2 separate regions of the Mus musculus genome follow, and region 2 is linked to region 1. A link is a contact called in ENCODE Hi-C or POLR2A ChIA-PET data. All regions are on one chromosome and are shown on one strand. Each heading gives the region's core, a stretch centred on a gene start or an enhancer-like site at or near the end of the contact. The rest is flanking DNA. Distances are from core to core; before and after follow the strand shown. Region 1 holds the start of Actr10 (ARP10 actin-related protein 10). Region 2 holds the start of Timm9 (translocase of inner mitochondrial membrane 9).

Region 1 (7,210 bases), core at 1,282-3,781:
TGCACATAAAGCTATGTCCGTGATTGTTGTTTGACGACACACTTTTAGAACATGTTGCCATACTAAATACTGCAGGCAAGTATAACTCAAAGGTGTTTGTATACTTAAGTATATAAAAACATACAAAAGGTAAGTGGTTGTGTACCTAAATGCATCTAAACATGGAATAATAGGAACTACAATTATTCAGAATAAAGAAACTCTGGTCATAGACAACCCACATGTGATACTGAAGAGCCATGACATCATATATGTGATCTCTCATTGACAGAAATGTCACTCACCACACGGCACATGAATAATCTCTTCATTCTCTTCTTAGTTTTAATATTAATAAAGTACTATTACTAATAAAGTAACCGTTAGCATGTTACTTAAGACTTTTTTTTCTTTAATCATTTTATGTGTATAAGTGTTGTGCCCATATGTGTATGTATGTGCACTACATACGCGCCTGGTGATCACAGAGGTCATTAGATTCCCTGGAACTGGAATTGTGAGGTAACTGTGAGCTATCTGACATGGGTGCTGGGAACTGAACCCAGGTTCTCTGAAGAGTAGCAAGTGCTCTTACCCACTGAGCTGGCTCTCCAGCCCCAAGACTATCTTCTTAAACTATGAGAATCTGACAATTATAATCATTTCATATATGATGAACTCAAACAAGCCTACACTCACACTAGGACATGGACACTGGTTTTATTAGTATTTATTTCCTGTGTTTATGTGCATGGGTGCGTGAATGACACAGTGCACATAGGAAGGGGAGAAGACAACTTGTGGGTCTTGGTTTAAGCCAAGCACAGTAGGCACATGAACAATGCCAGCACTCAGGAGGGCAGAGGCACTAGGACTAGAAGTTTGGGGCAGCTTGGGCCACACTGGACACTATTTCAAAAAGAAAAAAAAAACAAAAAGAGAAAAGAAAAGAAAAAGAAAAAGAGAAAAATTAGTAGTCAGTGCCACATTTCTTTTGTGCTGGAAAAAAGGTTGCTAAAATGACCATATTGGAAATCACACCTTTTTTTTTTTTCTTCCCCCGCCTGGGCACTGTTCCCCTGTGCCTAGACATCTCTCTCCATTTTCACTTCAATGTTACTTATATTCAGTGCTCCTCAAAGTCCTCAAGGACTTTGTAATGATGTAGCTTAAGTTCTGCCTTTGAAAACTTTTATGTCCTTCTGTCTTCAATCACATCCCTATATAATAATTTATATTTTCAATGTATAGCCACAATAATTATTTTCAGGTAGTAATCTCTACTTATTATATTAATGTTTTTTAAAAAAGTAAGATGAATATGGGAGAGTCAGAGAAGGAGAGGATAATCAAGAACTATGTTTAATCCAATTCTGTAGCTTCTAAGGACCAATTTTTAAGTCTGTTCTTATGACCATTTATTTAATAGTTGCTTAACATCTATTACAGGTTAGGAAGTGTTTAAAATATGCAAAAATAATCCACACATCTGTTTCATATATAACTTCACCTCAAACACATAATATGTATATATGATGGAACTCTCAGCTTTCTGGAGCCTAATATGTATTTCATACACAACATCACTTTATATATACATATATGTCATGTAATTCTGTGTTGTTCTTGAGTCCAATACAAGGACTCTTAAATGGATGGTCCAAAGAACTTAAAACCGTCCAGCATCCTCTCATACTGTCCAGATGTTCCAAGGCTTGTGAATTTGTGTTTTGCTATCTCTACCTTTGACTGCCACTTCGAGGACCACTACTCCCGTGCTTACAAACTGCTTTTTTAAAGTGCAAAATGTGGGTCTAAGAGTATTATAAGGTAACCAACAATTTCCCGTCTCATTTCTATGCGGCTTCCTGTCTTCATGTGCCAGGGCTCCATAGCTGATTTCCTACACTCCTGGAGAACAATCTATTTCCAGAACCAATGGGGCTCCATCCCATAAATGTTTTATGGTGGAAAGAGTCAGCAAGCGTTACAATTCGATGGTTTCCTTCCAATCTGACCCAGCCAGAGGCAAGCACAATCTGGGTCATCGCTGTCAAAAGTTAAAGTGATGGCCCCTGATCACCTTAGACGGGGGTGGGGTGGGGGACACCGTTCCCCGAGCTTCCTGGGCTTCTCTAGGAGTCCAGATCCCACTCAGGCCACCAGATCCTACAGGTTCGCATTGCCCAAGAGAGTCCTCCCTGACAACACATTCATCACTGAGTGTGGACTGAGCTTTGCCTTAAGGCAACGATGTGAGCTAGCATTCGCGGGATCGCCGGGGGAAGGTCCCGGGTGCCCAGCGGGCCTAAAGACGGTTGCCAGTCCGGGACCACCGGCACGTCCCTCGGGCCCACAGCCGCCCATGGCCACTCACTTGGTGAAAGCTTCTCCTAGGTCGATCACGACTGCTGTCTTCTCGCCGCCGCTCCCAAGGCCCTCGTAGAGCGGCATCTTTGAGAGACCGACGTAGAGAGGGTGAAGTGGTCCGCCCGGCGGGGGGGCTGCCTCAGCGCGGGGGCGGGGCGGGGTCCTCACAAAGCCGAGGACCCGGGCTGGCCAAGGAGAGGCCTGACGTCGCGGAGGCCGAGGCGGTCAGGCGCGCCGGACACCTTAGAGGGGCGGAGCCTCCCGGGTCCTCTCGCTCAGCGGCCGGGGGCGCCTGCGCGGCGTAGTAAGGATTTTTAGCGGCTTAGGAGGGGAGGCAGGAACTTGAGATCGCTTTCTCATTCTCCAGTTCTGTGTTGGTCGTTTATCATGACATTTAGTCGCCGCAATGAACACACAAGATAGAGTCTGCTCAGAAGAGATTGGCTTTCACTCTCCCCGAAGCAGTTCTAGAAAAGGATCCTAAGATCTAAATTCAAAACTTGGATTGGGAAGGCGGAAATGCTCCTTAATTACAGCAGTATTTGTGGTGGTTTACATGCGAACGCCCCCCCCCCCCCCCCCCCCGCGCGCCTAGGCTCATCTGTTTGAATGCTTAGTCACCGAGGACTGGAACAGTTTTGGAAGGATATGGAGATTTGACCTTGGAGGAGGTGTGTCACTGGGAGTGGACTTTGGGGTTTAAAAAGCCCACACTAGGCGCAGCTCTCTCCTCCCTGCCTCCTCTGCCCCCAACCCCCACCCCGGACCCTTGTTGCCTGGCAATTAAGATGTAAAGCTCTCAGCTACTGCTTCATTGCCATGCCTGCCCGCCACCCCACCCCCCCATCATTAACTAAAACTGTAAGCAGGTCCCCGATTGACGATTCCTTTTATAAGAGTTGTCTTAGTCATGTTGTCTCTTCCCAGAAATAGAATAGTTACTAAGACAGCAGTTCTTGCCTGTTGCTGGGGAGATTGATTGGATTTCTAGAAGAGGAGAAACCAGGTGTCATGGTGGCAAGATGCAAAGATATGATCAAAGCATATACATGAAATCGAGAACAAATAAATAAAAATTTAATAAGGAGAATATCGTGGTTATTTTAGCAGAAAGAAAAAAAGAATGAACACAAAACAAATATATTCCTTAATAATCTCAGATGTTTGAATGGAACCTCTTGTGGAGTATTTTTTAAAAAGAAAGATTTAAGAGTACATTAAAAAAACAAACAAACAAAAAAAACCCTGATTTATTTCTCTTGCTGGCTGGAAGCAAAGAATGTTGACCCAACTGAAAAAACTGTCCAGACAGTCTGCAAAAGAGACATTTTCTCACAGTCATCTAACAAAAATCCCAGCACTGGGCAAGGAGATGCTGTTTGAGCAGTTTGTCAGAGATGTCCAAGAAACTCCCCAAACAAGCTTTGCTGTTGCTCTTAGTTGCATTGCAGAGGTTGAGGATAAGTCGTTGTTGCTAAGACACCATGCACTTTAGACAGAGGACCCAGAGGTTCTAACCAGAAAGCCTCCTCCCTGAGAACTAGCTTTCATGGTACCAGAAGGCTCCATACAAGCTTTCAAAGAAGGGAAACCAGTCTTACCCAACCATGATATTCATAAACAGACACACACAAGCTGGTGTGTGTGTGTGTGTGTGTGTGTGTGTGTGTGTGTGTAATGAGATTAAAGAAACAGAGACCATCGATTTGAGAGAGCAAAGGTGTGGCACAGGAAGGGTTAGAGCGAGGATGGAAACGAAAAGAGGTGAACAATGTATTTGCATTTTAATTTGAAAACTGAAGATAATAGAAACTGTTCAAACAAGAACATTAAAACAGCCAATAAACTATGTTCAAGCCTGAAACATGCTTAACCTGTGTGACCTTTGATCTTCATCTTCTCAGTCCCTTTCTCACTGCAAACCTATGAAATACTGCTCATGAAATCACCTAATAATCTCATTACAAAGGAATTTCTTCAGAGAAGAGAAATAAGCAAGTTCATTTTCAATTAATTTTAAGACCAATCATCTTCAAATTTATTTATAAACCATATCCTTAAGAGAATCTAACTTTAAAAGTCATAGAATCATGGATCTGTAGCTACCATTAAAGTTTTTACCTGGGCTATTTATTTATTTATTTATTGCTTTGCCATTTGTTTTTAGAGGTAAGATCTCTATAGCCCAGAGCTGGCCTGGAATTCACTCTATAGCTCAGGCTGGCTTCAAACTTGAGGTATACCTTCTGCCTTGGAGCCCTGAGTGATGGGATTAAAGGAATGAGCCACCATGCTCAGCTCTCTTGGGTCTGGGTCATTTCCTTTGGGGGTGGAGATTGAGACAGGGTCTCTACATAGCCCTGGCTGTTCAGGAACTCCCTGTACACCAGGTTGGCGTCAAACCTAGAGAGATCTGCCTGCCTCTCTGCCTCCTGAGTGCTAGGATTAAAGGTGGACACCACTGTCCAGGCTCATGTATTTTCCTGGAGATCTTGTTCAGAGGTTCTTCTAACTGGGAGTATAGCTACTGATGCAAGGTTGACTGAGTATCATTCCTCCCCTCTAGGGGAAGGTGTTTGCTTGTTTTAACTAAGGGGCACTCATGGGAGTGGTAAGGGAGTAAGGGGACACTGCTCAACCATCCAGGTCAATCAAATGAATCCTGGCAAGCAATGAGTTGATAAATGTTGCATGAGATCACCTTCCTATCCACATGACTCCATTCCGTTATGTCTCCTCCAGCCTTTCCTTGACACCAACTCAAAATACAAATTAAAAAGGTTTTGGAAGCCAGTGAGTGAGATGCCTCACTGGGTAAAGAAATGCTCTTACTGCTAAGCCTGGAAATGTGAATTCTATCCCAGAATACACATAGAAAGAGCACCAACTCCTGCACATTGTCCTGTGACACACACACACACACACACACACACACACACACACGGTGCAGATGTACCTTTCCACCCTATAAATAAATCTTTAAGAAGTGGGGAGAAGAGGGTCTAAATAGAACTCAGGGTTAAAGCACTTGCCTGGAATGCATAAGCCTCTTGGTTCAATGCCCCATATATCCAAGATGTAAATAATTACATAAAGACATAAGCAAATACCCGTGAAAGAGAAAGGAAGAATTTTAGAGAAATGTGCAAACTTGCTCTGTGAATACACCATAAAAGCCTTTTCTGCCATAAAAAACCTTCAGAAACAAACACCCTCAGTGCTAGCAGACCTACCAGATGTACCCCACAGGAAGTGAAGCAGGTTCAATGAGTGTCCTACGCCATGCCAGGGGCTTGGAATCAGTCAAAAAAAAAAAATCACAAATTCTTGCCCTTGGAGGTGCCAATGGGGAGGGAGACACAGCAAATAGGAAACACATAGACCTACTAGGTCAGTATTGGGAGGGGACAGAACTTGACTGTAGTTCAGTCAGGCTGTGGAAAGGAAGATCATGTTGTGGAGGCCAATTTCAAGACTGGGTACTGTTACTCTTTGAAATAGAGTCTTTCATCTATCCTAACTCCTCAACTTGAAAAATTGCATCTTATATCAATAGCTAAATCCAACCCAACCCAACCAAACCCTAAACCACAACCCCTATGTTAACTCCAACACTAAACCCAGTTACAACCAAACCCCAAATCCAAATCCAACACCAATCCCAACTTCAACCACAACCCAAATGTAACACCAAAACCTAACACCAATCCCATGAACAACCCTAACTCCAACCTCAACCCCAATCCAGAACTCAACACTATCAGTAACTCCAATGCCTATGTCAATCCTGCCCCAAGCCCTGGACTCTAACCCCAACCTCAAATGCAAGTCCAACCCTAGCCATAAAACCAAATCAACCCCAACTCACCAATAACCCCAACATCCCTACCACTAACCTTAAACCAAACCACAACTTTAACACCAAGCTCACACTTAACCAAAAATGGAACCCCAACCCTAAACAAACCAACTGCAGCCTAAATGTCAACCCCAACTCTACCTCAAACCCAACTTCATGCCAACCCTACATCCAATTGGATCCTGACCCCAACACTGAACCCAACCCCGAATGCAATTGTAACCCAACCACAATCATAAACACAATCCTACCCCTACCCACCACCTCAATCCTATGGTGGTTTGAATGAAAGTGGTTTCCATAGACTTGAGGGAGGTGTGTCCTTGTTGGAATAGGTGTGGCTTGTTGGAGGAAGTATGTCACTGGGGTTGGGTTTTTAGGTTTCAAATGCTCAAGCCAGGCCCAATATCACTCTCTGCTGCCTGAGGATCTAGATGTACAACTCTCAGCTCCTTCTCTAGCACCATGTCTGCCTGTACACCACCATGCTTCAGGCTATGATGATAATGGACTAAACCTCTGAACAGTAAGCCAGGCCAAATTAAATGTTTTCCTTTTTAAGGATTGTTGTGGTCATAGTGTCTCTTCACAGAAATAGAAACCCTAAGACATTGTGATGGTTTGTATATGCTTGGCCCAGGGAGTGGCACTCTTAGAAGGTGTGGCCCTGTTGGAGTAGGTGTGGCCTTGTTGGAGTAGGTGTGTCACTGTGGGTGTGGGCTTTAAGACCCTTATCCTAGCTGCCTGGAAATCAGGATTCTGCTAGCAGCCTTCATATGAAGATATAGAACTCTCAAACTCCTCTTGCTGGGCTGGTGAGATGGCTCAGTGGGTAAGAGCACCCGACTGCTCTTCCGAAGGTCCGGAGTTCAAATCCCAGCAACCACATGGTGGCTCACAACCATCTGTAACAAGATCTGACGCCCTCTTCTGGAGTGTCTGAAGACAGCTACAGTGTACTTACATATAATAAATAAATAAATCTTTAAAAAAAAAAAAAAA
Region 2 (7,210 bases), core at 1,954-4,453, 200 kb before region 1:
AATACATTCTTGAAGGTTGTCTTCTGACCTTCAGATACAAAAATGGCCCCCCATTCTTACTTGTACACAGCAAAGGTTAAAAACGTGATAAAAATGAACAAAGATCAAAACGTTCCCTGTCATACGTGACTTGGAATTCTTTTACTTACACTTTTCTTGGACGCAGGAGGACTTTCTAACAGAGGCTGGTGATACAGTCTTGCAGAAGTTAAATCCAAGGAGCCTAAGAAAGCAAAAGAGTCACTGAGAGTGGGCTGGAGAGATGGCTCAGCAGTTAAGAGCACAGACTGCTGCTCTTCCAGAGGTCCTGAGTTCAATTCCCAGCAACCACATGGTGGCTCACAGCCATCTGTAATGGGATCTGGTGCCCTCTTCTGGTGAGTCTGAAGATAGCAACAGTATACTTATGCATTAAATAAATAAATCTTAAAAAAAAAAAAAAAAAAAAAAAGAGTCCCTGAGAGCTGGGTTGTGATTCTTCCCAGGGACCCAACCAAGGCTCTTTTCACAGTAAGCTCTAGCATTGAGCCACGGGTCCAATCTGAGCAGCTTTTAAATCAAAACCTGACCCTTAGCAACTGTGTAGCCATGATACAAGAACTGAGAATCTCTGTATTAATGTAAAAACCAAATGTGAAGTCACTTTCCTGTAAGAGAAATTAGATATATTTAAATACATTCTAATGAAAGACTTTATAGCTCATTATTTAACAAAATAAGGCTGAGTTAAAACAGGTAAGGTAAGCAGGTGAGATCTAAAATGTTTTAACAGCAGCCATGGTGTGGAAGGTCTTTAACTGGAATGCTTAAAAGCAGAGATAGAGGAAATTCTCTGAGTTTGAGGCTAGCCCAGTCTACAGAGTGAGTTTTAGGCCAAGCAGAGCTTCACAATGTGATCCTCTCTCAGTAAAATAAAATGAGATGTCTTTTTTAAAAAACATTTTCAGGGACTGGAGAGATGGCAGAGCAAGATAAAAGTGCTTGCTGATCTTGCAAAGGACTGGAGATTGGAATCTCCTGTAGACGGCTCCCAATCACCTGTTAAGTCTAGCTCTAGGTAGATTTAGCTACTCTGGCTGCCATGGGCACCTGAACTCGTTTCCAGACACCTACACATAGACACACAATTGAAAGTGGTATTTTTGAAAACCCTAAAAGATATTTTATCCAATGCAGAAAAAAAAAAAAATATGAGACTTACCAGAACAAACCTTGTATATAGCCAGGCATGGTAATGCATGCCTTAATCCCAGAATTCAAGAGGCAGATTTCTGTGAGATCAAGGCCAATCAGGACAAGGGAAAACTTGTCTCAAAACCAAAAAACACTAGATTGATATAAAACTCTGATTTAACAGACAGCCTATGCCTTTAATCCCAGCACTCGGGAGGCAGAGGTGCACAAGAGGAAATAGTCAAGTCTCTCTCATTCTACATGCTGAATCCTATTTCCCCAGGGAACCAAGTTACTTTTCAAACATCTTTACAAACCAGACTTGTATCTTACATTTTTGAATGTAAACACTGACTCCTTTAAATTTGGGGGAATGCACAACTCAAAATAGTGATAAAGACTAATGACTTATAAAAAAAGGAAACTGGCTGGGCAGTGGTGGCGCACGCCTTTAATCCCAGCACTTGGGAGGCAGAGGCAGGTGGATTTCTGAGTTCGAGGACAGCCTAGTCTACAGAGTGAGTTCCAGGACAGCCAGAGCTGCACAGAGAAACCCTGTCTCGGAAGAGAGAGAGAGAGAGAGAGGGAGAGAGAGAGAGAGAGAGAGAGAGAGAGAGAGAGAAAACGTAAACTGGGTGGGAAACTGAAACATTTGGAATCACATACCACATAACGTTCCATTAGAACTAGTCCTCGTTTCAACAGCAAGACGTTTATTTGCAGCCAGGGCTGGAGGAACACGGGGCAGCTCATCTTCCACCACAGCCAATTTATTCCCTTGGTTTGGAGAAACAATCTCTCGCAGTTTCCTCGCTGGCATTTTAAGCCTTTGCCCCCTTTCCAGGCTAAACTCAACGTTTTTCATCTGGTTAGTCACAAATCAAGTCCCGCCGTTCTTAACAGAGGGAATTCTAGCTTCTCAAAACTTAAGGACGCAGTTTCTCCTTGAGTACCAGGAAAAGAAGTAATGGTGGAAGTGAATTTGAAAAACACCTGAGTTCCAAAAATAATTATGAAGCAGTCATTAACTTAGAAAGTCTATAGGCAAAATATCCATAAAGCTGTAAATTTCGATTTTGACATTTAATCCAGGGCTAAATACGACAAAAACAAAAAACAAAACAAAACAAAAAGTCTTGATCCCACTGAGTCTGTTAATGCATCGAAGAAATAAATTTCAAAGGAATTATGCCAAGAGCAAAAGAGAAGCCACGGGAACCGTAATAAAAACGCACTCCTCCAAACCCAGAGCTGCAGCTGAAAACCCCAACAGACGTGGAGGCGGGGTTAGGATTTGTTAAGGAGACCCAGACGAGCAGGCAACGTTAAAATCGTGTTTTTTAAAACACCACCCTCATAAGAGCTTAGTAGATTTCTTTCTACGAGTCAGGACGCAATTTCGGACACCTCAACTTAGTCTTCAGAGTCTCCACAGAGTCCGGCACACACGCCGTCTTGATTTTGATAGAATAACAGCTTCGGTTGTTCGCGGGTCAATACCGTCTTCCCCGAAAACCCGCCCTTGAGCGTCAGCACGCATGCGCGCAAAGATCCAACCCCCCCCCCCCCGACCGGAACGGGAGTGCTCTGGTGCTCTTCCATTCGTGTCCGGGTGGAAACAAACTCCCAACATAAAAGACTGCCAGGAGATGTGACTTTTTTTTTTTAAAGGCAGAATATCGCCTTTATGTTTGGACACAGTACTAAGTATTCCTAGAGGAATGGCGAATTCTCGATTAGCCCATAAACACTTTTGTTTATCAAGGGTTATTTACACTGTAGGAACTGCAGACCGTTAGAAACCTAGTAGGTTAAGCATATTAGGCTTTCTAGAAATTTCGACAGATTCCGTTGCCGTGGAAAAGGAAGTGAAAAGTACAGAGAGCACTGACGAACAGATAATCACAAAAGTTAATTCTTAGATGATTTTTAGAATTTGCTTGGGCACTTGCTTTTCTTCCTACATTTTCCCACGTGGTAACGAATCTGCGTCTAAGGGTCTGAAGCCATGCTTGACATCACTGCCCCCACGTGTTCTCAGCTTTCCGCGGCGCGGCGCTCGCTCTGTACTGACCCTCCGAGCTCACACGCTACCTGCCCCGCAGCTCTTCAGCCCGGTCCCGGTGTCAGAGGCGAGATCCTGTGGCTAAGTATGGTCCCTTTCCTCTGCTTTCATAATCCCGGGTTCGCGGCCAGTGGGGTGACAGCCTTCACTCGGGAAAGGGAGCGGGCAGGTACCCCGGAGGGAGACGCCGCGTGCACGCGGGTCGTGGGGCTGCGCAACCGGCAGCGCGGCGCAGCGGGAGGCCAGCCGTGTCCCGGAGGCCTTGTCACCCCGAGGGTGGGGACCCTAGGCCCCGAGACACCGCCCACCCGGGACTGGATCGCTTGGGGGCACGCTTTGAGATTACAAGGTAGCCAGCCACTCGATGACCTTGAGCTGTCAGACAGGAGCCCCTTTACTGAAAATCTAGACTTCCTCGGCTCTTACCCTGTCTGCACACTATGCCTTATGTCATTAGGTACAAGGGCTCGCACCCTTCCCAGGTCTCATATTGGAGAACGCACTGCTTAGAGCTTTCCCATTACGCCTTGCTAGAAGCTTTTAAAATGTATTTTTTTAAAGTATAATAGATTAATCATTTTTCTACCTATTACATTTTCTCTTGTTGTAGATTTATCTGTTGGTTCATGATTTGTTGTATAAGTGTATTAAAAGACCGAATGGCAATGTCAGAGCTGCAAGAGACCTTAGGGATGAATTAACTTCTGTAATTTCTATATAAAAGTTAGATATGAAAAAAAATGACCTTTCCCCTCTAATTTCAAAACGCTGAGCAACTGCAACAGCAATCAGTAAAGTGACCTGAGTAAATAATTTGTAACGAATGTCAGACCTGGGACTCCACCCCCCAAGTAGCGTGGTTCTCATCTTCCTTGAGGCTAGACTTTGAATCGGGAAACAATAGGAATTCATTTTCAAGTGCTTTTAGCTATGATTAACACTGAGTTAATTAAGAGTTGCCTGTAATGCTGGGTGTAGTGGCAGCCTTTAGGCCTAGCTACAAAGAGCTCCAAGACAGCTGGGGCTACATAGAGAAACCCTGTCGAAAGAGATAGAGAGAGAGAGAAAGAAAGAGAGAAAGACAAAAAAAAAAAAAAAAAAACAACCTTGTCTGTTCATCCCACAACCTAACTAAACCTGCAAATAATCTAAAGGATCATGTGAAAAATAATAAGATAATAAAATAAAAAAATTTCTATTAAGTATTTGAACTCTCAAAATAAACACTGACTTATAGCCTCTGAACAAAAAATAGTTTAGGGGATTATTATTCTTTTTGTCAACATTTTTTTAACTATGTTTCTCCCCCCCACCTCATTTTCACATCAAGTTCCCCTCACCCTTCCCTAAATACATCTGTAGATACACTTTGTTTCACTGAAGCATTTGTAAATAAGTTTCAGACATCATGAGCTTGAGCCCTAATTGTTGCAGCCTGTGCCTCCTAAAGGGCATTACAGTCTGCAAAGATTATCACACTTAGATGACATTTAGATTTTCTTAATTATCTAAAAATTGCCTTTATTGTTACGAGAGTGGCCAGCTGCCTTATGTCATTAAAAGGCCAGGTCCCACAGCTGGAAGTGGTCTGTCTGTCTCTCTTTCCCTCCCTTCCCTCCTCCTCTGCTGAGAGCCTGGAACTCAGAGATCTGAATGCCTCTCCCAGGTGCTGGGATTAAAGGTATGAGCCACCACACGTGCTTGTATGCATGTGTGTATATGTATCATGTGACTGCCTGGTGCTTGACGAGGCCAGAGAGGAGTTGCAGACCCTTGCTTGGAACTGCTCCTGCCAGCTGTGAGCTGTGTATACTGGGAACCTAACTTGCTGCAAGAGCAATGAGTACTCTTTTGTTGTTTTGCTTGTTTGAGGGGTACTTGGTTGGTTTATTTATTGAGGCAGGGATTCTCTGTGCAGTTCTGCCTGTCTTGAGCTAGCTCGGCTGTAGATCAGACTGGCCTCAAACTGAGAGATCTGCCTGCCTCTCCCTCCAGAGTGTTGGGATGAAAGGTGTGCGCTAACTGCCTGGCTACGAGTACTCTTACCACTGAGCATCTCTCTAGCTCCTCATCTTATTTTTGAAAACTAGTCTAGTTTTCTTAGCTATTCTACACTATGGGTTTTCCTAATTATTCCTTCATGACCAGAAAAAGAGCCAATATTTTTAGACCAGAATGCCACTAAAGTAATGGTGTGTGCCCTAGAGCGTCGCAGCGGGGAATTTTTCCTAGTGGTAGCATTGGACCTTGTGTGATGCTAGATTGACCCATTTAATTATGGTGGTAACTGTCTATGTTAACAATGAGAGGAACAGATTCTTCATAAATAACCTAGAGAGGTGCTTGAAGACGGTGGTATCTCTTGTTTCCTAGCATATCCCTATAGTTCTATCCATTGAAAGGCTTTGACAAAACCTCAAGGTTTCGAATCACATTACCAGTTATGCAGGGACTAAGAACAATTGTAGTACCTAACAATATTAGAAGAATCACTTCTTATAAATTGAATTTAAGTCTTACTAGTATTTAGTTTCAGAGTTGGTACAAATAGACGTATTATTTAGAAAGAAACAGATATTAATCCTCTCCCTACCACACCCTTACTAATTACTTTTCTTTTTGTTTGTTTGTTTTCTATGTAGTCCTGTCTGTAGACCAGTCTGGCCTCAAACTCAGAGATATGTCTGTCTCTGCCTCCAGAGTGCTAAAGTCCAGAGTACTTTAGTCCTGAGGACTCAAGGTATGCACCACCATGACTGGTTTGTTAATTACTCTTTGATATTAAATTTCTGGAAATTGTGAGATGATGAAACAAATTTCAGGGTGCTTGGTCACTCTTTTGATCTCCATTTCCTTTCTGAAAAGGGAATTTGTTAGTGGGGGATTTATTTATGGATGTTTATTACAGTTTTTCTTTAACTAGCTCCCAAATAATTGAGACTGAACTGTTAAATTTATTTAACAAACTAAGGGCACAGCAACTGAGAAGTGTTACTTTATTTTAATCCTCTATGCTACTCTGACTACCTCTAGCCAGAAGCCCTGTGATGCTTGCATTTTAATACTGATCTGGCTCGTGGGACAGCAGGTGTATTCTCATGGTGTTGCCTGGACTCTCCCCTTGGCAAATCCTCCCTTTTCTTCGCTCTCTTTCCCTCTTCCCCTGGCTGGGAGGAAATCCAGCCCTCTTCTCTCCCCTGATCAGTCATTTACTGATCAACTTCTGTATTGACTAATCAGGGAATAATTGGAAAGCAATGTTTTACAACCAGATACAGGAACACAGAAATCAGCATTTGAATAATACAAGGATAGTCTTTACACAGTGTACAATAACATGCCTACAAAATTAATTTAGGAAGGAACAAGGTGCATTAGAGAAGAAATTACAACCGGCCATGGTGTTCCATTCCTGTACTCTCAGCACTAGTAAATATCCCAAATTCCAGTCCAGCCTGGGCTACATAGAAAATTCTAGGACACATGAGACCTTATGTCTCAAAACACATAACACAATTTATAGACATACTTAATAAATGTGAAGATACAAATTATCAAAAGAGCTTATAATAGTTTTGTATATTTGGAGAATATTGTTATATAAGTAACATTCAAAATGATAGCTTATTGGTCATATCATACAGTTGTTAAAATGTAATGGGGAAAATCCTGGATTTTAAAGGCTGAATGCCTCCAGTGGTCCTGAGTTCTAGTTAATCTGAAAGTTACCTCATGTAAATTTAATGTTTGAACTGTTCATCTTTCTTAAAGTTATCAGAAGACTCACACAAAAAAACTTTTAAGGTATAGCATGACATCGTTTCTTTTAAAAAATATGCAGGTGACTATAAACTCGAGACTACGTAAACTCCTTTCCTTAGTAACAAGGCAGGGGACCTGCAGGTGGGACTGGTGATGGAGCCTTTGCCTCCCGTGCCCAGTGCTTCGATTTGACTCCTCCGCCCTCAAGGG

The links. Hi-C counts contacts between places; a loop is a spot of excess contacts on that map. ChIA-PET counts read pairs that join two places held with the same protein, here RNA polymerase II (POLR2A).
Region 2: a map of gastrocnemius shows a loop between it and region 1 (19-fold over the local background). The contact joins the promoter of Timm9 here to the promoter of Actr10 in region 1. A Hi-C loop is called at or near these places in 1 of 37 maps with a recorded cell type or tissue (gastrocnemius). POLR2A ChIA-PET finds 5 or more read pairs at or near these places in 1 of 5 experiments (embryonic stem cell).

What each region holds. Positions count from the first base shown.
Region 1 is chr12:70,933,178-70,940,387 of GRCm38, reverse strand. It overlaps Actr10 (ARP10 actin-related protein 10), which reads right to left and starts at 2,531. Exons shown (of 13, transcript NM_019785.2): 1 at 2,357-2,531. The coding sequence starts at 2,433.
Region 2 is chr12:71,132,668-71,139,877 of GRCm38, reverse strand. It overlaps Timm9 (translocase of inner mitochondrial membrane 9), which reads left to right and starts at 3,203. Exons shown (of 5, transcript NM_001286203.2): 1 at 3,203-3,323. It overlaps 2700049A03Rik (RIKEN cDNA 2700049A03 gene), which reads right to left and starts at 3,030. Exons shown (of 30, transcript NM_001163378.1): 1 at 1,840-3,030; 2 at 150-223. The coding sequence starts at 2,038.